Linked DNA regions of Homo sapiens: all the other regions are linked to region 1. Evidence: read pairs that join two places in POLR2A ChIA-PET (ENCODE). Cell type or tissue: MCF 10A. All regions are shown on one strand. Region 1 overlaps RPS24 (ribosomal protein S24). Region 2 overlaps DLG5 (discs large MAGUK scaffold protein 5). Region 3 overlaps DLG5 (discs large MAGUK scaffold protein 5).

The links. Peaks named below come from ENCODE experiments on the same cell type or tissue, not always from the same donor. Only the 100,000 strongest peaks of a DNase experiment are listed, where the experiment ranks them.
Region 2: POLR2A ChIA-PET joins it to region 1 with 7 read pairs; 7 of 35 experiments call an interaction of 5 or more read pairs at or near these places.
Region 3: POLR2A ChIA-PET joins it to region 1 with 7 read pairs; 3 of 35 experiments call an interaction of 5 or more read pairs at or near these places.

Annotation. Positions count from the first base shown.
Region 1 is chr10:78,036,834-78,039,333 of GRCh38, reverse strand. It overlaps RPS24 (ribosomal protein S24), which reads right to left. Exons shown (of 6, transcript NM_033022.4): 4 at 2,030-2,140. Among named protein-coding and RNA genes, the nearest start is that of RPS24, 4.2 kb to the right of the region's middle. In MCF 10A, no CTCF peak of the experiment used is centred here; a DNase peak (open chromatin) is centred at 1,023.
Region 2 is chr10:77,898,278-77,900,777 of GRCh38, reverse strand. The region is part of intron 1 of DLG5 (discs large MAGUK scaffold protein 5); the gene reads left to right. It overlaps LOC101929347 (a long non-coding RNA gene), which reads right to left. Exons shown (of 5, transcript XR_007062208.1): 5 at 572-646. Among named protein-coding and RNA genes, the nearest start is that of DLG5, 27 kb to the left of the region's middle. In MCF 10A, no CTCF peak of the experiment used is centred here; DNase peaks (open chromatin) are centred at 1,457 and 2,087.
Region 3 is chr10:77,868,824-77,871,323 of GRCh38, reverse strand. DLG5 (discs large MAGUK scaffold protein 5) reads left to right here. Exons shown (of 32, transcript NM_004747.4): 2 at 2,127-2,195. Among named protein-coding and RNA genes, the nearest start is that of DLG5, 57 kb to the left of the region's middle. In MCF 10A, no CTCF peak of the experiment used is centred here; a DNase peak (open chromatin) is centred at 1,093.

The DNA.
Region 1 (2,500 bases):
GGGCTCAAAGGCTGGATGAAGAGAACAATCAATGTGTTAAATGTCCTTCAGACCTAGGTCAGAGGACAAATTTTGACTAATTCTTTTGACTAATTCTTTTTGCAACTTCTCTCAACAGGTACAATCCTCACAAACAGGGAGTAGTTCTTAGTGAGTAGTTCTGCTGGCAGTTCATTCATTACATACTCCATGGCGCTGGGACATCAATGTGATTACAGTCCTGGGCAGGCAATCCCAGGTTTACTGCCTTGCCTGGCAGGGAATCACTGCAAAAGGATGCCACAAGAACAAGGGCCTTCATTGATTCAAAATCCCACTACGCCCACCCCACTCCTACCCCACTTATCACATTACAATTTTAGGCTGTTCAGATGTGCAAAATTTGTTTTAAATGAGGTAACAGGCTGGGCACAGTGGCTCACACCTGTAATCCCAGCACTTTGGAAGGCTTAGACAAGCAGACTGCTCAAGTCCGGGAGTTCAAGAGCAGCCTGAGCAACACGGCTAAATCCTGTCTCTACAAAAAATTGGCAGGGCACGGTGGCACATGCCTGTAGTCGCAGCTACAAGGGAGGCTGAGGTGGGAGAATCACCCAAGCCCGGGAGGTACAGTAACCCATGATCATGCCACTGTACTCCAGCCTGGGTGACAAGAGACCCTGTCTCAAAAAATAAACAAATGAGGTAATGGGCCATTCTAACCAAGTGCTTGTGGGAAAAAGCATATCCACCAAAGACTTTTATATGAATACATAATTACCTCAAAAATTTTCTATTTTAAAAAAAAAAAAAAAGACACCAGGCACAAAGTTGGGAGATTAAGTAATAAAAAGCAATGGAAATGGTAAAAGGCAGTTTTGCGTATATCCAAACAGGACAGAGGCTTTGCCAGATTTCACAGACTAGTTTATTACCAGTGCTGCCAGGCTGGTTTCATGGCTCCAGAGAAGACTGCTCCTTGGATAAGAGAGCCCTTCCCAAGCCCAGTGTTAACTGAAGCCATTTCCTAAGTATGTGGACACAGCATTTCCCAAGTGCCTACTTGGTAAAGTACTCACCTTCCTCCAGTGAGTCACTTCACATGTAACATGCATTTTGGAGTTTACAAAATAAACATGATTTTAAACGTTTTCTCCTTTGCTCATAATATACTATCTTAAAACATATTAGGTTGGTGCAAAAGTAATTGTGGTTTTTGCCACTGCAATTACTTTTGCACCAGCCTAAATAGCACTGGCATTATAATCGACCATACTATAAAACTGTCGTCCAAAGGCCAACATGCAAAGCATCATCAAAGCAAACTCAGTGAAGGTGATGCATCCCCACACCGTGCTTACAATCTCAGTACCTGCTAGACACTTCATTTCTGATGAACAAGAAATCCAAGAAAGTAGAGAGGAAAAGCAAAAAAAAAAAAAAAAAAAAAAAGTTCACAGAACACTTGATTATTTGTTAATTTAACAACCCAACACCTTAATTCTATTCAATGATTTACAATGTCCAACTATTTACAGCTAGCAAAGCTGGTAAAAAGCTGCTTATCGCTAAAATCACTTGTCTTGGCCAACTGGAGAGGAAAGCAATCCTGAGATCTCAGTTGCCTTTCCAGTGTGCCAGGAAAACACGGGCCACATTGATCCAACTGCTTCTTAAACCAGTGTCCATATTAATAAGTAAAATCACAGGGAATGGGATCCGCTCTGCATTGAAGGTTCTATGCCAATTAGTAAAATTAAAACTTCTTGTGATAGGCTTGAAAGGTGCCCACCAGCTGGGATCAATGAACCAATGTGGCCTCCAGATTGTGCTGTGAGCTGACAAGGGGTGGGCCAAGCTACTTTACTGAGGTGTTAAGACACTATGCTACATAGTTTCTTAAAACATGTTACCTTCTGTAATCCAGAAGAAGAGGGAAAAGAAGAAACATTAAGAAAAGTTATTTTAAAAATTAATAAGATCCCTTCTTTCCTAGAAACTAAAGACCTACAATTAATGACGTTTCTATATTTTCCTTAATGAACTATACCTTTTTGCCAGCACCAACATTGGCCTTTGCAGTCCCCCTGACTTTCTTCATTCTGTTCTTGCGTTCCTTTCGTTGCTTTCTTGAGGTCTTTTTCTTCTCATACAGGCCATGCTGAATGAGAAAAGAGTACATCCAGGTGACTTGTAAACATTAAAATCATTACCCACCACTCTGGTAGGGAAACTGACCCAGTCTGAGCTTAAGAAACACAGCTTTCTAAACCAAAACTTTTCAAGTACATTTAATGCATGTTTTTGCTGGAACAGAAAGGATCATCAAGGGATTTTAGGTATGGAATAGCCTCACAGGAAACAAATGGTCCACTCAACATTCTCTCAACAGGGAGTTTGGGAGACTGGCTGTTCTTGTCCAGACTTGAGCTCACAGATCACTATTTTTTCTTCTTTTGCACTACCAAAACAAGGCACCTCCGAAGTGGCTGAGGGGATCTCTTCCCATTTCAACTCCCCA
Region 2 (2,500 bases), 140 kb after region 1:
TTTTTAGTAGAGATGGGGTTTTACCATGTTGGTCAGGCTGGTCTCAAACTCCTGACCTCGTGATATGCCTGCCTCGGCCTCCCAAAGTGCTGGGATTACAGGTGTGAGCCACTGTGCCCAGGCTTTATTTTTGTATTTTTAGTAGAGACGGGGTTTCACCACGTTGGCCAGGCTGGTCTCAAACTCCTGACCTCAAGTGATCCACCCGCCTTGGCCTCCCAAAGTGTTAGGATTACAGGCGTGAGCCACCATGCCCAGCCAAAGGGGATCGTTTTTCTCTTATGGAAGGGGGCCCCGGGGTGAAGGTCTGTCTCCTGAAGGAGATAACTTGAGAGCAGAGCTTTCTGGGCTGAGTAGAAGTTCATTAGGTGATAGGTAGGTGCGTTCCAGGCAGGAGAAGCAGAAGCGTGAGGATATGCATTAATGTAGGACACAGCCAGGTGTGCCAGGTGACCATGGGCACCGTGGTGACTGGACAGTGGCTGGGTCAGGGAGGGGTTGCAGGAGATGACCTGGAGAGGAGGTAGAGGCTGTGCCAAGGACCCAGCCTTGTGGCCTCCCAGATCTGGCCTCCAAATCTGCTTCTGTTTCTGAGCTGTGACGCTTAGGTAAGTTGCCTAGTGTCTTGGAGCCTCAGCTTCCTCACCTGTAAGATGCAAGCAATAAGACGAATTTTAGAGGGAGTTATTAAATGATATAATATATATACACTGTAGAGCAGAGAACTTGACACATAGTCAAATGTTCACTAAGTGTTTATCTCTTCCTTTTAAAGTCTGGGGTAAGGCTTTTTGACTTTAGGCCAGAGGGAGCCGTAGAAGGTTGTGGAGGATGAAATTGATAAGATTATATCCATTTGCTGTTATGTTTGGGTGTTGGTGTTGTGTGGAGGATACTGGTCCAAGATAAGGATGAGTGAGGAGTGAGAAGAGCCTTCCTCTTTCATGGTCTCTTTCTGGTTTTCTCGTCAGCCATCTCCAGTGGGCGGCAGGGATGGCTTGCCAAGGCTCTGAGCTGAAGTTTTGGAGGAAGAGGCCAGGGTTTAAAATGTGTCCCTGGTGAGCCAGCTACCCCTGAGCGAACCTATAGGAGTGGACACTTGCTGAGCACAAGTCTGGTCATGAGAAAGTGGAATGAGTATGAGGAGAGGGGCAGAAAGCTGGGCCTTGAGCCTGTGGAACTGTGCATTGTAGTGTAGCCATAGAAAGCATTTGTTGACCACTCATGTGTGCCCCGGGAGGTTGCAAGGATCATCTCATCCCAGCAACTCTAAGATGAAGGCCACTACTCTCCTCATTTTACAGATGAGGGAACTGAGGCATAGAGAGAGTAAGTCACTTGCCCAGAGTCCCAAGCCAGTGAGTCGGGATTTTGCCCTTGGCTGTTGGAATCCTGAGGGCACGCCCATTGTACTGGGGTGGAGAATTGGAGCAGGCTTTGGGGAGTTTTCTGCTACCAGTTCCTGCTGGCAGATTTCCATTGCCCACAAGGAAGAACGCTGCAGCAGGGTGTGTTGGTCTGTGGTGAGGTGGCTGCCTCTGGAGGTGCTGAGCTCCCCCAGTCTGGGAGGGCCTGGATGGCTGCCTGGCCTGGATGCTGCCACAGCAGAGTCAGTGCCATCCTTACTAGGGAGATAGGTTACATGCTACCCTAGCCCTTGCCAACTTCAAGGCGGATGGGACCTCAGAAACCAAGCCCTGCAGGAGGGCACAGATGTGGGAGAATTCAGAGGAAAGCCATCTTCAGATTGGGCCATGAGTTGTCTGAGTACGTGGAGAGTGGCAGGTCTGGGGTGCTACCTGCTGTTTTCCAGCACTGGCTAGTTGATAACAGCTGTCCTGGGCTGCAAACCTCTTTGCCGCATCTGGGTAGGAGGAGAATCCTGGGATTGCTGCCCCGTCCCGGCGTGGGTGACTTTGGGTGAGTGCCCTCCCTTTCTGGGTCTTTGCATCTAGCATTTGGTGACCTTGCACAGCACGGAGCTTCCTCTACTTCCTTACCGCCTGCCTGGCCCTCTCAGGCATGCACAGGCCTGTCAGGAGCCAGGCCATGGAGGGGGCAGGGGCCCACTTCCTCAGGAGCACTCAGGGCAAGCCCTGACCTGAAGGGATAGACGCGGGGCCCAGCCGCGTGACTCGTGTGCCGTCAGGAGCTGCTCCTGCGCTGGTGCCAGGTGGTGTCATTGGGGTTCGGATTAAAAGATAACTCTATTGGCAGGAGGAGGCAGGCCTTTTCTGGCTTTAATAGCCAAGCCCACAGCCTGCGCCATGCAGCATCTCCCAGCCCCTGCTCCCATGTGCCTCTGCCTCTCCTTTTGCTCCCTGTGTGCCCGGAGGGCTGGCAGGGGACCCGTCCTCAGATTGTGCTGCTAGCACTGTCTCCCCTACCTTGTCCCCAGCTCCCCTCTGTGGAGAGGTTTTTAAATCCTACGAGCAATTCAGGATTTGCTTCCCTTTTTCTCTCTCCTTCTCCAAGAAAAGTGAAGTCCCAGGGAACTGCA
Region 3 (2,500 bases), 170 kb after region 1:
TGGGCCTCCCTCACTGTCTCACCCCCTCACCCTCAGGCTTTTCATACCTGGCAGTGCTGACCGTGGCCATCCAGACCTGTTTAGAGATGCAGCTTTCTCCAGCATCCACCCGCTGCTCCTGGTTTGGCTGCTGGAGGCCATCAAGAACAAATCTAATCCCTTCTGACAGTCGTATTGAGAGACAAGACACCTACCCATTCCCCAGTCATTCTCTTCAGCCCATGCTCAACGCCTTCAGATTCTTCAGAGTCTCTGAAAATGTGATAATGAGGCTACTGGTCATTGCCGGTCACGCCTGTCCTAGTGCTTGCCATTACCAAAGTTGCTTTTTGCTTGCTTTCTCTTTTTTCTCTCCCCCTTCATCTCTTTTTCTGATGGACACGCCTGCTAGCTCGCCTGCCTGCAGTCTATCTCTCTGCCCTCCTGCATGGTCCTCACCTCCCCAGCAAAGTCTCCCTGCTTTCCCCTCAAGGTCTCTCCTGTCCCCCAGGGGCCTCCCACCTACAGTGCATCTCCCTCCCCTGCCCCGCTCCCCCATTTACCCCCATTTCTTCATTTCTCCTCTTTCCCGTCCAAAGATGCGTGTAGGGTGGCTAGTCAAGAATTGCAGTGGAAGAGTGTTTTTTGTTTTTTTTTTCTGAGACAGGATCTCACTTTGTTGCCCAGGCTGAAGTGCAGTGGCATGATCATGGCTCACTGCAGCCTTGACTTCCCTGGGCTTAGGTGATCCTCCCACCTCAGACTCCCAGGTAGCTGGGATTACAGGTGCGTGCCACCACGCCCAGCTAATTTTTTGTATTTTTTATAGAGATGGAGTTTCACTATGTTGCCCAGGCTGGTCTCAAACTCCTGAGCTGAAGCAATCTGCCCACCTTGGCCTCCCAAAGCACTGGGATTATAGGTGTGAGCCACCGTGCCCTGCTGGGAGCTCCTTAAATGTGGTCCTCCACATTTCTTGTTGTGGAGCCCAGGATCTCATTAGTTCTTGGCAGCTTTCTGATGCCAGAGCCCTAAGGCTTGTTCAAAGCCCTTATTGCAAAAATTCCATCTCCAGCTCACCCACTTGGCCTGGTACATACCGCTCTTCATTGTATAGTTCTTTTGGCTCCAAGAACAAAACACTGGATTTGTCCTTGTTTTATCTGACCTGCCATCTCTGTGTGTTATGCTTTGTCCACTCCCAATTTAGTCTCTGAGTCAGTTTGCCCTCCCTTTTAATTTTATGTCATCCATAGTCTTGATGAGCAAAGTGTACCTTCTGTTTCCATTAATCATGGAAATTGCTGAAATGGGATGGGGGATGGGGGATGGGGGATGGGGTAGGGACCTTATAAGCCATCTGGTTGAACTCCTTCATTTTGCAGACCAGGAAACAGAGTTCCAGAAAACAAAAGCTACTTGCTCAGCACGACCCAGCTATGGGCACCTACATAGAGCTAGGTTCAGAAACTGGGCTTCCCGGTGCTGGGAGGGTAACATCTGGTTTTGAAGATATTTGAATTCAAACCAAACCACAGTGGTTGTGTGTCCACAACCAGGAATTAACATTAAGTGTGGACAAAAAAAAGTGCTACCCTCTGGCTTTGGTGATGGTACAATTGCTCATCATTTTAGGAGTAACTTTTAATAAGGGGGCAGATACTAAGTAAATTATTAAGAACTGAGCTTGAATACAGTTAGAACCTAAAGAGCAGAACAGTCAGAGAAAGAACAGATAGTTCAGTTGTTCTTTAATTTCTGCTCTGTTACCCTCTGCATGGAAGCCAGAATCATATTGCTAGAGATGTGGAGGAAACCCCCACACCCCATGTTTACCTGGGGCATGTCACTCCCTTGCTAAGCCTTTCCCCAGATGTCCCAACAAGAAGCCAGCTGACTGACTCCAAGTTCCCCTCTGCCCGCCTGCCCAGAGCAGGAGGGGCCGATAAAGTGAGGTGGGAGGCCTGGCAGAAACACCGAAGTCCAGATCTGCTGAGCGCGCCTCCTCTGCTTGGCCCGTGGATGTGGATTTCTAGTGCCTGGTGCATGTAGCTCTCATGGCCTGGCATTGACTGATGATCAGCTGGCTTGGGGTGAAGACGAGTGACCCCTTGGGGTTAGTAACATGGTCTCCCCTCTTTCCCCAGGTTCTACCTACAGCGTCCTGTCCACCATGCCCTCAGACTCAGAAAGCAGCAGCTCCCTCAGCAGTGTGGGTGAGTACCACTGTCTGGGGAGGACACCGGGTGGGCCAGGGGTCTGGGTGAAAGCCAAGGCAGCTGGGGTTCATGGGAGAGGAAGCTGGTTCTCCCTTGTCAGATTACTCACAGGATCATCCTTCCGTTGATTTCATTTACATTTTCTCCCATCATCAGAAACCCAGTTCTGATGTTAGAAGGAGGTGGGGAGGTGAGTGCTGGGAAGCACATGTTTTGCCATTGTTTACTTTGTCAGGGCACAGGGCTTCTAGGGGAGCCTGTTGACCCACCATCCCCACCCCAACCCCAAAGGCCTTGTAGTA